Regions from separate parts of the Mus musculus genome. Here all the other regions are linked to region 2. Evidence: chromatin contacts called from ENCODE Hi-C or POLR2A ChIA-PET data. All regions are on one chromosome and are shown on one strand. Each heading gives the region's core, a stretch centred on a gene start or an enhancer-like site at or near the end of the contact. The rest is flanking DNA. Distances are from core to core; before and after follow the strand shown. Region 1 holds the start of Lrrc75a (leucine rich repeat containing 75A). Region 2 holds the start of Ubb (ubiquitin B). Region 3 has its middle 27 kb from the start of Mmgt2. Region 4 holds the start of Ncor1 (nuclear receptor co-repressor 1).

Evidence for each region. Hi-C counts contacts between places; a loop is a spot of excess contacts on that map. ChIA-PET counts read pairs that join two places held with the same protein, here RNA polymerase II (POLR2A).
Region 1: a loop to region 2 is called in a map of heart, with 2.2 times the contacts of the local background. The contact joins the promoter of Lrrc75a here to the promoter of Ubb in region 2. A Hi-C loop is called at or near these places in 1 of 37 maps with a recorded cell type or tissue (heart). POLR2A ChIA-PET finds 5 or more read pairs at or near these places in 4 of 5 experiments (Patski and embryonic stem cell).
Region 3: POLR2A ChIA-PET joins it to region 2 with 11 read pairs in embryonic stem cell. The contact joins the enhancer-like site here to the promoter of Ubb in region 2. POLR2A ChIA-PET finds 5 or more read pairs at or near these places in 4 of 5 experiments (Patski and embryonic stem cell).
Region 4: POLR2A ChIA-PET joins it to region 2 with 14 read pairs in embryonic stem cell. The contact joins the promoter of Ncor1 here to the promoter of Ubb in region 2. POLR2A ChIA-PET finds 5 or more read pairs at or near these places in 5 of 5 experiments (Patski and embryonic stem cell).

What each region holds. Positions count from the first base shown.
Region 1 is chr11:62,647,268-62,650,808 of GRCm38, reverse strand. Lrrc75a (leucine rich repeat containing 75A) reads left to right here and starts at 2,286. Exons shown (of 4, transcript NM_198861.1): 1 at 2,286-2,664. The coding sequence starts at 2,419. Mmgt2 (membrane magnesium transporter 2) reads right to left here and starts at 2,145. Exons shown (of 2, transcript NM_175002.2): 1 at 1,953-2,145.
Region 2 is chr11:62,549,636-62,552,732 of GRCm38, reverse strand. Ubb (ubiquitin B) reads right to left here and starts at 1,562. Exons shown (of 2, transcript NM_011664.4): 1 at 1,138-1,562; 2 at 1-593. The coding sequence starts at 587.
Region 3 is chr11:62,674,040-62,677,590 of GRCm38, reverse strand. No RefSeq gene overlaps it. Among named protein-coding and RNA genes, the nearest start is that of Mmgt2, 27 kb to the right of the region's middle. Within about 2 kb of position 1,675, at least 1 of the 3 ENCODE cell types and tissues checked has a DNase peak (open chromatin) inside an H3K27ac peak, as active enhancers do.
Region 4 is chr11:62,436,499-62,439,870 of GRCm38, reverse strand. Ncor1 (nuclear receptor co-repressor 1) reads left to right here and starts at 1,356. Exons shown (of 45, transcript NM_001252313.1): 1 at 1,356-1,533. The coding sequence starts at 1,426.

The DNA of each region.
Region 1 (3,541 bases), core at 1,037-3,536, 97 kb before region 2:
AACCGTGAAGCCAGAGCAGAGTTCTCTAAGAACACCAGAGAGTGGGACTTGGGGAGACCCAAGGCCTCAACCTCAAGGCACTTGTTGGAGTTGACAGAGAAGACATATTTGAGAAGATGGAAAAGAATGATCACTTCTACAGCACCTCTGCTTGGATAAGAATTCTCACCCGGCTCACCTCGTCAGGCTCCCGAACCCTCTTCCCAGCCCATTGGTGCATATTCTTATAGAATACGGTTCCAGCAAAGAGTTTTCTCAAGTCAGTTTCGGAAGAACTACTCCAGGTGGCTGATCACCTGCAATGTCTGATGAGGTTTGTCCTCTACCAGCCTGCAGGGATATCGACTGGCAATTCTGTTAGACCAGTTTAGCTAGAATCCCTTTATAGATGGTGCTTTCCCTTTGTCATTTCCCATCCATCAACACCCACCCCAGCTGCTTCGCTATAAACTCAAAACCAAGCTGGGTCTCTCTCCCCTAGTGCCAAACCCTACTGAGGATGGTCCTGAATGAATAACAAGTGTCATTACATTTTTTTTTTCCAAAAAGTATTCACCGGTCTAAGAGACAGCTCAGTGGGTAAAAATGCTTGCCTTGCAAGCAGGACTGAGTTTGGTATCCATGACTCATTTTTAAAAAGAATTAAGCTCTAAATTAATTTAAAGATTTTAATTTATAATTTTTTTTAATTTTTAAAGAAAAATTGTCACACGCCCCTATAACCCCAGCACTCAGGAGTCAGAGTCAGGTAAATCTGTAAACTCGAGGCCAGCCTAGTCTATGTAAAAGGTTCCAGATTAGCCAGGGATACATAATGTGATCTACCTTAAAAAAAAAAAAAAAAAAAGGACTGGTGAGCTGGCTCAGTGGGGAGGAGCATTGACTGCTCTTCTGAAGGTCCTGAGTTCAAATCCCGGCAACCACATGGTGGCTCACAACCATCCGTAATGAGATCTGATGCCCTCTTTTGGTGTGTCTGAAGACAGCTACAGTGTACTTACATATAATAAATAAATCTTTAAAAAAGAAAAGAAAAAGTCGTGTGGTCGTACTCACCTAACAATCCTAAATTAGTAAGGTGGAAAATAGGTGGATTTGTGGAGTTCATTGGCCAGGCAAACTAGCCTGCTTGGGGAGTTCCACGCCAGGGAGAAACTTTGTTAAACAAAAAAGCACCAGGGTAAACAGACACAGAAATACACACACACAGTCTTCACCTTCCAACTCTTGACATAAATGTTACTGTGTTACTATCCTAACCTTCCAGAAGGAGCCAGGGATCTGGAAGCCCAAGGCTTTTCTGATACGTATCAGCAGCAGGTGGTGGACTCCAGCCCTCTGGCCTAGAGCAATACTAGCGACCTTAAGAAAGAAAAAATAAATAAATAAATACAAATAAAACTGCTGCCCCTCCTACAGCTAAGAACAGGGCACATGGGCCTCCAAAATACCTTATCCAAGCACCATGGGTTCCCAGGGGGTTGGTAGAAGAAACCCGAGAAGAAGGCAACAAGGAATGTCTAACCAGAAGCCACATTTCCGCTTTGAAGTAGTAGCAGGAAGACTTAAAGGTCTCCTCTCAGCAGTGTCGGAGGGAGAAAAGAATGCAGAGTTCACAAAACTAGAGTATCCAGATCTGTGTCCGTGCACCAACTACCATCACCTACCTGAAAGCCACTGGGGCTCCAAGAAACGAGCATCGGAACCACCCAAGATGCTAGCTAAATGCACATTTCCAGGCCCGGAGAAGAGGCTTGCTCAGTGGGCATTGAGCCAGGCCTGAGATACTACGCTTTAAACCAGCACCTCGGACAATCTGAGATACTGATTCTCTGCAGAGCCCACTCTTGAGAATCTAGACTCTGCGGCGAACAGGACCTCCAAGTTCCGAAGTTTCTCTCCCTCGCTCGGCGCCCCGACCTCCTCCCACCACCGTAATCCCTGGGCCTCACCTAGGCGCGCAGTCAGGAAAGCATCGGGGAACTCACTGACCTTTGCCAGGAAGCCGCGGGCCCCAAGAGGCGCAGCACAGTGTCCGGCAGGGGGCGCTGCACCAGGGACAAAGCAGGGCGGGGGCGCCGGGCACCCCTAGCCCAGAGCCGCGCGGCGGGAAGGAGCGGGCGCCGGAGAGGGAGGGAGACACGCGGCGGCGCGGGGGCGGGGCGGCCGGCGGGGCGGGGCGGGGCCGACGGGCTGGCGGCGAGCGCCGGGACGGGCTGGCGGCGAGCGCCGGGAGAGCGCGCCGGGGCAGCGAGGAGGGAGGAGCGAGGGGAGTGCGGGCCGCAGCCGCCCCCGCCCCCGCCCCGCGCCCGCGCCTCCCGCGCGCAACAGTTCCCCCAAAGTTGCGGCCGGGGAGGCGCGAAGCCGGCGGGGGACGCGGCCTTAGCCCGGCGCGCGCAGCCCCAGGCGGGCGGCGGCATGGGCACTCGGCAGACCAAGGGCAGCCTGGCGGAGAGAGCCAGCCCCGGCGCGGCGCCCGGCCCCCGCCGCGAACGACCCGACTTCTGGGCGTCGCTGCTGCTGCGCGCCGGGGACAAGGCGGGGCGCGCGGGCAGTGGGCTACCCCCCTATCACCGGCGCGTCGGCATGGTCCAGGAGCTGCTGCGGATGGTGCGCCAGGGCCGGCGGGAGGAGGCGGGGACGCTGCTGCAGCACCTGCGCCAGGTGAGCGCGGGGAGGGGGCATGGGGGGCGCGGCGGCTCCCGGAGCGCCCCGCCCCTACGAGGGGGGTGACAGGAGAGCGCCGGGAGGCACCGCCCAGGGTCCCCGTTTCGCGGGGATGGAGCGGTGTGTCAGCAGGTGCCTCTGTGTTTCCTGCTGAATTTGGGGCCTCAGGCTAGGGTGAGGAAGGCTGACCTGTCCAGGTAGGTAAAGGGGACCTGTTGGACCATTGTCCCTGCTCCTCTCCTCCACAAGTCCCCAGGGATAGTTGATGAGAGAGGATACAGAGAGGAATGCCTGGTCTGGGCCAGAGTTTTCTTCCTCTCTGCTCACAACCTATCACCCTCTTGCAAGGGTCCCCAGGGAATGCGCAGTTATCTGTTTAAGCCAGCTTCTGAGGTATGTCCCTAGGACCAGTAAGATTTCAGCCCCTAGATCGTTTGCAACCAATATTGTGTCTTGTGGTTTCATCTCCCCTAACTTTGGCTGGTCCTTGCAGTGAGACCCCGGCAGAAGTCTTGGTCAGAATGAAGCTAGGCTTGGTTTCTTGGCCAGCAGGAACTGTACTGTACTCTCTCAGCCTGGTCCTGATTCACTGACTAAGGGGCATACTACACATCTGACCAATAGTCCCCTTCAATAGTCCCCTCTATTGAAGGGCTGGTGCCTCACCCACCTCTCGTTTTTTTGTTTTCCTTTCTCATTTTCTTCCGGGGAAAGTGGTAGCCTGTACTATAGGGTCTTGCTGAGTGGCAGAGGCAGGAGGGTGCATAGGTGCTCGGTGGAACAGTGATCAGATCGGTTTGGTCTGGCTTTGTGTCACGGACTCGCACAGACGTTATATTTTTGTGCAGACCTTATATTCTTGGAGGACCCCTGT
Region 2 (3,097 bases), core at 313-2,812:
ATCAGCCTCTGCTGGTCAGGGGGGATGCCCTCTTTATCCTGGATCTTGGCCTTCACGTTCTCGATGGTGTCACTGGGCTCCACCTCCAGGGTGATGGTCTTGCCAGTCAGGGTCTTCACGAAGATCTGCATGCCACCCCTCAGACGGAGGACCAGGTGCAGGGTTGACTCTTTCTGGATGTTGTAATCAGAGAGGGTGCGGCCATCTTCCAGCTGCTTGCCGGCAAAGATCAGCCTCTGCTGGTCAGGGGGGATGCCCTCTTTATCCTGGATCTTGGCCTTCACGTTCTCGATGGTGTCACTGGGCTCCACCTCCAGGGTGATGGTCTTGCCGGTCAGGGTCTTCACGAAGATCTGCATGCCACCTCTCAGGCGAAGGACCAGGTGCAGGGTTGACTCCTTCTGGATGTTGTAATCAGAGAGGGTGCGGCCATCTTCCAGCTGCTTGCCGGCAAAGATCAGCCTCTGCTGGTCAGGGGGGATGCCCTCTTTATCCTGGATCTTGGCCTTCACGTTCTCGATGGTGTCACTGGGCTCCACCTCTAGGGTGATGGTCTTGCCGGTCAGGGTCTTCACGAAGATCTGCATTTTGACCTTGAATTTAAAAGGTAAAAATTTAAAAGCCTACTAAAATCTTCGATTCCCTACAAAATACTTCTACTCAAAACTCCTCCCCTTTTTGTCATAACATAAAACCTGTTTTGTCATGGTTTCAAACTGCTAAACCTTTCCAAAACACTAAACTGGCATTTGGAACATTCATCAACTGCGGGGCATCCAAGTTCGCTAACAATAGACATGATAAATTGAAAATAAAAAATATCCAGACCAGAAGCCATCGATAAAAATTCAAGTAATAAACAATGCCCGAGTGAGAAGTACCTCTTTTCTGCCTCCCCCCACTGAAATAACCACGATGGACTCTCCATCGGTTAAGCGTCCGTTAAGCTCCCTGGCGCGCGCGCCAGGGCCGCCCCCGCTCCGCGCACGCGACCAAGGCCCACTCTTCCCGGAAGGCCCGTTGCCGCGTCACGTCACCTCGCTCCCCTCCCCCACCCCAAGAAAAAAAAGGCCCGCTTAGCACCACGTAAGCCCCCTCTCTAAATCCTCCCATGATTCAAACGCCGTAGACAAATACCTGTTAACAAATGTGATGAAAGCACAAACCGCCCAGCGCGTCGAAACACCCTCACAGAAAGACCGCCGAACCGGACAAAGCCTCTCGTCACTGAGCTCAGTGGCCGCGCGAGCCGCTATTTATGCAGCGTCTGTTGCGTGACTGCTCACTCCTACGTAGCTGTTGTCTTCCTGCGCCACCGAAAGTAGTTCCGCGGGCCCCCACCTCCCCCAGACCAATTAGGCGTTTTTGCCGAGCTCCCGATTCTTCAGAACCAAAGAAAAGAGTACTACCAAACGAGAGACACTGTATTCCCGGCGTCTCGTCTCCTCTCGTGCAAAAAATTGAAAAAATCATCACGCGGATGAATCCAAGTTAAAGGGCCCTCCCTCGAAAGCTCTGGAAACCTCCTTGCGGCGCCAGCGCTGATTGGTGAGGAGTCAAAGATGAGGCCGACGCTGATTGGTGGAGGTCGCGGGCCGCTCGATTGTTGCTGGGCTCGGTTCTCGGGCAGTTTAACGTCGACGTTGCTAAGTAACCGAGTGCGCATGTGCGGGCGCTCGCCTTAGCGAAATACTGATGTTTCCTGCTTGAGGTGGGGGAGGGGCGTCTTCTCTTCCCGCGTCCGGAACCCCGCGTCCCGAGTTCCCCGTGGTTCTCTCGCACCCATCGCTCGGCGGCTTTACGCCACAGGGTGAATTGCGACCTCACCCTGCTCCCCCTGGCTGGACTCTAGCTTCGCCCAGGCCCCCTCCAGTATGAGCATTGATGCTTCCGTAGCCAGTGTTTTTAGTTGTTTTGTCTTGTGGCTTAGCCGCCCACGGGCCCAGATGTGGGTGGGAGTGGGGTGGCTGCCGGGCTGGAAGCTGAGGATTTAGCCAGAGACCCAGCCCAGAGCCCGGCCGGACTTACAGATTCTCTCCCTCCCCAGCAATCTACAAACAAAGGAAGGAAAGAGGAGAAATGCCTATTAGACTCAGTACCCGGGGTTCACCCACCTCTCCCATTGGGATGTCTATTGTGCAAAGGAAGGGAAGGGGCCCGTTAATCCTAGAACCTCAACCTCAGGACTAGGTTCTGAGGTTTTGGGTGTGGTTGCTTTTCCCTCATCGAGATCAACAAGGAAGGAGCAGAACTGCTCGGATTGCTTTGTCATGCGGAGTCACGAGGATGGCCATGTAAACAGTTTTGTTTGCATAGGCTACCGGCTTCCGTACAGTAAGAAGTCTAGCTACGCTAACAGATTAAACTTCACTCTGTAAAGGTTTACGAGTTATTACCATATTACTGAAGGAAACGTTAGGAACATAGCTGGTTTGCCTAGCATGAACCAAAAGCTCCAGTTTGATTCCCCAGCCCAAAGTCTGCTTTCTAGAATAAAGAGCAGGTAGAATTTTATTTGAAGTGAATTGAAATTCAGAAAATGTCTCCTTTGCATAGTATTTTATTTTTATTAGGAAGCATGAGTCGGACCTTGTTTCAACAAGCAGAGTATGTCTGAGTCAGACATTTTGAGGCACAGACTCAGCCAGAGTGCTGATCTTATGATTGATGCGATGACTTCATTGGGGTAAGTTCCAGCAATTGCCAGACGGGTTATTGCTTCCTAGTTTGTTTTGTTTTCAAAGTAGATCGTTTGGTGACTTCAACCCAGTAATAATATTTCAAAAGAATGGCATCTGGACAAGATAGATTTTTTTTTCCGTAGCATAGTTTTTGTTGCTTGTGCTGTGTTCACCCCTAGCCCCACCCCTTGGAGACTGGCCATCACTCTGTAGCCCTGGTTGGCCTGGGATGACTATGTAAATCAAGAGCTCACAAGAGATTCTCTTGGTTCTGTCTTCCGAGTGTTGGAATTAAAGACACGGACCATCGTGCCCAGCATGATGTAAACAGATTTTTTTAAAAAGTATTTTATATCTGAGTGTTTTCCTTGTATGTATGTCTATATAGTACCTGTGTATCTGGTACCTGAGGAGCT
Region 3 (3,551 bases), core at 426-2,925, 120 kb before region 2:
GCCTCACTTCTGTGAAATGCTTTTCTCTAACCATAACAGTTTTGCCATCTTCAGCAGAGTAGCCATGGCTGCTCACAGGGCACCCTCCAGATCAGGCTTGCTACCTTCTCTCAAAAAAAAACAAGGGGAGAGGAGGGTCATCAGACTCCCATCCAAGATTGTCGCCGCTCCCAGCTGCACCTGCTCCCGGCTGTGCCAGTCTTAGGACGTGTTAGTGTACACAGAGAGTGGAGGGTTAACTGAAGGGGAGTCTGAGTATGTAACTGTGGGAGTCATTATCCATGATGGGACAGGATGTTTCTGTAATATGGCTAACCCACACTCCTCTGAGTAACTCTTCACCCTTGGTTCTACACGCCAAATAAACTCACTGATTCACCAAGGCAGACCTGAACAGACACATCTCTTTGATTGGTCATTGGTGCTTTGTCTGGGGTCAAAAACAAAAACAAAAACAAAAACATTTGTTTATGTCTCCCTGGGGGAAGTTCCTGCAACACTTACCGCAGGCCCAGAAGCAGCAGAGAGAGAGCTGAGCACCTCTGAAACTACGTGACCCATAGGTCTTCCCTCCCAAGCTACACAGAACACAGGAAGCGTCTTCAGAGTGAGTCTTTTTTTTTTTTTTTTTTTTTTTTGGTTGGTTGTTTTGTCTTGTTTTTTGTTCCCAGGCAGGGTTTCCCTGTGTAGCCCTGGCTGCCCTGGAACTGACTCTGTAGGCCAGGCTGGCCTGCAGCTCACAGAGATCCACCTGCCTCTGCCTCCTGAGTGCTGGGATTAAAGGTGTGTATCCCCACCACCTGGCTCCAGAGTGAGTCTTGCAGCCACCTTGTCTATGATGTCACAAGCTAGCAAGAACCCATTCTTTGTGAATGCAGTTGTCCCCCTCATCTGAGAGGGCTATCTTCCAAGACCCACAGTGGGTGTTCAAAACAGAAGATAGATAGTAGCAAACCTTATGTACACTCTGCTTTTTCTACACACACTCCGCATACCATTTACTTTAACATACTAGACCCAGGAAGAGATTACCAACAACAGTAAGATAGACTATGGCAAAATTGCCAGCATCCCTAGTGTTGCACTTTGAAGACATTATTGAGTAAAATATAGGCAACTTGAACACCAGCGTGTGAGACCATGGCAGTCATACCGACAACAGGGATGGCTATTAGCACATGTACACAGAGACACTGGACCAATGGGCGGTTCTTGTCCTGAGTGGGATAGAGCGGGACAGAGCCAAATTCATCATAATATCAGAATAAGGCACAATCAGACAATGTTCATGTCTAGAATCTTCCATTTAAGGCTTCGTCCTAAGTGAAGAGAAAAGCCTGCTCTGTGAAGCCAGCCAGCCTCTGAGGGCATTTACAGCTGGTGACATAGCTGGAGGATGGTGACACTCTTCTTGCAGACGCCAAAAGTCATGCAGCTTTCTCTGCAACGTTGATTAGGTAGCTGAAGTGAGCGAGCGAGGGAGGGCATGCTGCCTAGGATTAGGCCTCAGCGCAGAGTGGCATTCCATTTGCTGCTTTCCTCTTTCCCCCCCTGAAAACACTCTTTTCTCTTAGGTGTCCTGCCTGCCGGGTCTGTTCATAATCCTCTTATCCATCCACCAGATGGCAGGAGAGGGATGCTAAACAAATCCTCCGCCCTCCAGGCACTGCACAGTCCACAGGCAGTCACAACACCAAAGCGCCCTAACTTCCTGTTTAACGGTGCTTTCGGACTGTGAGGAGAGAGTGGCTGAAGTGGCTCAGATCCAGTTGGGGGCTCCGATACGGCGGATGCCTCAGGGTTATTTCCTGAGGTACAATTACAGCAACACCAATGTGAAGGGCAAAGGAGAGAGGGATCTTGGGAAGGGAGAAAGCGGGGCTGAGCAGAAGCTCTGGACCGAGCTTTGCAAACCACTGTGGCAGAGGTGACAGTCCCCCTTCACAAGCTTCATGACCCCACCTTGTTGATCTGCCTCCTCAAGACTACTGGGCATGTAGGCATGGTGGTGCACATCTGTGGTCCCAGCACTCACAAGGCAGAAGCAGAAGGATCTGGAGTACAGGGCCATCCTCAGCTACATAGCAAGTTCGAAGCTAGCCTGGGCTACATAAAAGATGATCGTGATGATAATGATACAACTAATAGGTAGGAGAGGCTAGCCCCAACAAGGACGCCTGTGGCATGCTACAAAGGCTCCCCAACCTTTTTACTGGGCCCCCTGGGGACATTTGAAAGCAGACATACCAGAAAACAGCAAGCACACAGACAGAGCTTGAGTTGTGTGAAATGCGGGAAGATGCGGGTGTGGATACGGCACTGTTGTGGTGAATCCTAAGAATGCGTTACCTCTTCTCCCTGGTGTGTGGGGATTTTGCAAAGCATTTTCCCATGTGTGCCAACAGCGTCACCAAGGCCAGGCACGATGAGCAGACTGAACCAAAGTTCCCAGATTCCATTCTCTCAGAAGATGCTGGTGCACAGGTGACTGCCCGCCCCCTCCGCGCCACCCTGAATCACCAGATGCACAATACTTTCCCTTGAGGGCCTGATCTTCTACCCCGCAGGACCTCCCTGAGTTCTGGCAACCTGACTCTTCCCTGTCTGTTATTCTCATGGCCTCTTGCTGTATCCATTACGCTGGTTATTAAGCTTTGCAGATTTGACTCTTTGGGTCTTCCAACATCTGCGCAAACAATTCTTTATATTAAATATTCAGTTTTGAGAGGGGTGGGGGTGGGGCGAGGCACAGCTCCGTAGCTGGTTAAAGCTGGGATGAAATCAGCAGATGCTGGCTCCTGCCTCGAAGCTATTCACTTACTACCGATGAGGGCTTTAGAAAAGATACCGATAAAATTTCCCCCAGTTCCCCTCTGTCCCTGTCAAACTCCCTGCTCCATCATTTACCAGCAGTGTGACCGTAGGAATGTGGTTTGACCCATGCAGTCCTTGAATTTGGGTTGTACCTATATCTCAAGGTTGTTATAAGAATAGAATAGGGCTGTATGTGCCCAGGGCTTCCAACAAGTACAGTATTGTAAGAATGACAGAATTTAATGCCACACAGAATATGTAATGGTCAGGAAAACCACTTATTTTTAAATGGCCAAAGCTTGGGTTAAATGAATGGATCAAACAGTTAAGAGCACTGACTCCTTTCCCAGAGGACCTGGGTTCAATTCCCAGCCCCCACATGGCAACTCACAGTTGGAAGGGATTAGTCATCTTCTGTGTCCACAGGCACCAGGCATGTGCATAATATATAACATAAAATATAATAAATACCAATAACATAAAATATACTAAATAACATGAAAATAAAGTTAAGGAGAGTAATAGTCAAAAGGCTAGGTGAGGTGGTGCCCCCCTTAATCTGAACATGCAGGAGGAAGAGGCCACTGGGTTTCTTGTGAGTTAGAAGCCAATCTGATATACCTAGTGAATTCCATGGCAACATAGTGAAACCCTGTCTGGGGAAAAAAAAAAAATTAAAGTGGTCAAAGGACTTGAATAAACACTTCTCCGAAGGAGAAATACAAGTGAACAATAAG
Region 4 (3,372 bases), core at 107-2,606, 110 kb after region 2:
GAGTGAGTTTCAGGACAGCCAGGGCTACACAGAGAAACCCTGTCTCGAAAAAAACAAACAAAAAAACCCCTTGAAGTCTAATATTTTTTAAATGTAGGAATGGAGAAAATCTTTAAAAACTTGTAACAGGCATTCCAGAACACAAAGATGCCACATAAAGATGGATGTAATTAATATTTAGTATATATGTGTGTGTGTATATGAGAAAGGGCTCTTAACTTTCAGACAACCTACCAAACCCACTTGGTCACTCTTTTCTCCTGGCCTCAGTTCTGTACCACCCTCTCTCTGTCTCCTTCAGTCTCTTTGACTTTGGTAGGTTTGCTTTGTGTAATTCCATCATGCATACTGGAGCTGTTTCAGAAACTAGGACATGGGACATACTAGCTGAGACTGGCTTTCTAAGATCACCCTGCTCATCCTGCTCACCTGTTTACTATCTTATATACATGCTTTATTATAAATATAATACTATTTTTCACTCTCCGGTGATTGTTCTTTATTGTCTTGTGTCCTCTCACAGTAAGGAAGCATGCCTTGGTCATTCTGTGCCAGCTGTTAGAACAGTATAGGTTTATAGAAGTGTGTAGGAAACAAGGTATTTTACCTTTTCTCTTAAATATTTATTATGGAGACATTAAAATGTAGAATGTTAAAATAGAAATAGTATACACAAATCACATATAAGAGTGTGAGTGTATTTAATGCTATTTTATAGTTTCATATGTTTTACATGGTTAGGAAACAATACCCTCTACTCCATACCATTGTTATTGTATCATCAGTTGATAGACATGGCATTTGGGTTGTTACCAAGATTTTAGTAAAAATCTACTTAGCCTGAATTCATTAAAGGAGGGCTTTTAAATAAGGACAAGGAAAGGCCAGTGCTGTGCATGGGCACTGCCCCTGGAAAGACAAGACAAAAGTCAGAGCTGTTCCTGCACTGTCCTAGGGGCTACAGTGTCTTCTGTGTATCTACCGTAGTCTGTGTAGAGTAAAAGATACATTGTTTCAAACTTTATACTGCATTTTTAAGTATATTTGGTGTTTGATCTACATATATATCTGTGTGAGAGAGTCTGATCCACTGGAACTTGAGGTATAGACAGTTGTGAGCTGCTATGTGGTGCTGGGAATTGAACCCCCATCTTCTGCAAGAGCAGTCAATGTTCTTAACTACAGAGCCGTATCTCCAGCTTTCCTTATCAAACATTAATAACCTCTTTCAAGTAAATATTTGAGGAGCTTTGCCTGGAAATTGTGGTTTTGTTTGTATAGCTGCAGTTATAATTTATTAGAAGGACATTTCACGTTTTTAGTACTTAAGAATTCTCTTTTTCTGTTCTATGTAGGTTGCTTCCTAGAAACATGGTTGTTTGTTGGACTTGATCTCACAGCCCAGTGAGGACGTCTTTACTGATAATGTCAAGTTCAGGTTACCCTCCCAACCAAGGAGCTTTCAGCACAGAGCAAAGTCGTTATCCTTCACATTCTGTCCAGTATACCTTTCCCAGTACCCGACACCAGCAGGTAAGGCATAAATAATGGCTGTCAAGATGTGTGTGTGTGTGTGTGTGTGTTGTGTTTTTACCTTTCCCATGTATTAGATTTATTGACTAGTAACAGAATGTGTTTGTTACTTTTTTTTTTTAATGGCAAAAACCATTCATAGCTGGGCATCGTGGAACATTCCTATAATTCTAGCATTTGAGGATCAGAGGCTGGAAGTTGGGAGTTCAAGGCCCCATTTGGTTGTGTAGTAAATTTGAACCCAGCCAGGGATAAATGAGACTCCATCTAAAAATATACATATGTGCATATTTAATATATACCTGTCTCCAGATATTGTATGTTAATATACACACACAGACACAGGCACAGAGCCGTCTATCTATTTATCAATGAGGATCCAAAGTTAGAGAATTAGTTATCTGTCTTCTAACTGTGGTTTTCTGCTACATTTCAGATAGTGAATGTTGCTCTTAAGTTTTCTTTTTACATTTACTTATTTTGTGTGTGCAGATGCTCTAGCAGACATGTAGAGGTCTGAGAACTTGCTAACATATAGGTTCCAGGGATTGATCTCAGATTGTCAGGCTTGGCTATAAGTGCCATCATCTGCTGAGCCATCTCACTAGCCCCATCTCTCTGATTTCAATTGTTAGAATTATTTATAAGTAAGAGTAAGTTGTCTGCAGTTTCTAGGCTAACAACCATATTTGTATTCCATGTTCTGGTTGAATTTGAAGTTGGCTAGATAATTTAGCCTATCCTTAGTTTTAGAATAAACGTCTCTACTTCAGTGATAGATTTGATGGTAGGAATGTGAAAAATGTCTTTTTCTTTTTTTTTTTAAGATTTATTTATTATGTATACAGCATTCTGCCTATATGCATGCTTGTAGGCCAGAAGAGGGCATCAGATCTCGTTATAAATGGTTATGAGCTACCATGTGGTTGCTAGGGATTGAACCCAGAACCTCAGGAAGAGCACCCAGTGTTCTTAACCTCTGAACCATCTCTCCAGCCCGAAAAAATTTCTATAAGTAACAACCTTTTGAAAAATGAAATCCTAAGTGAAACTGCCAGCTTGATGGACAAAGGCTAGCAATGTAAAAGATTTAAAGAAAAATAGAAAAGGAATGTTGGGTACAGTGGTACCTTGTAACCCTAGACCTCAGCAAATGAAAGCAGGTAGGTGTATTTCAGGTTCAAGGCCACTCTGGACTACATAGACAGATTCTGTCTGAAAAATAAACAAAACAAGGAAAGGAAGAACTCTGTCTTAGTTAGGGCTTCTGTTGCTGAGAGAAAACACCATGACCATAAGCAGCTTGTGGGAAGAAAGGGTTTTTGTTGCTTGTCTTTTTGTCTGTTTTGCCTAATTTTTCAAGACAAAGTTTCTCTGTGTAGCTTTGGCTGTCTTAGAGCTCACTATGTAGACCAGGCTGGCCTCAGACTCACAGAGATCTATTGCCTCTGCCTATGAGTGCTGCGACTAAAGGTGTGTGCCACCCCTGCCCTGATGAGGTTATCATATCTTCTGTTTTATTTGTTTACTATTACTCTGATGTGTTCATGTATGATGCATGTGTGTGAGTGCTAAAGCACATGTGCCATGCGTGGCGTGAGCATGGAAACTGAGGACAGCATTGAGGAGCCCCCACCTAGGTTCTGAGGACTGAAATAAGGGAGTCAGGATTGCTGGGCCAGGGCTTTGCTGATTGACTCAGTCTTTCCATTGTTCTCTTCTTACTTTCATTTAATCCTTTACATCTTTCTTGAACTTAAGCTTTTAAATTATCTTCTTTCAATTTTTACTTTTTTAAATTTGTGAGGTATCTTAAGCAGTTTGTAAGTTCTGAATTTC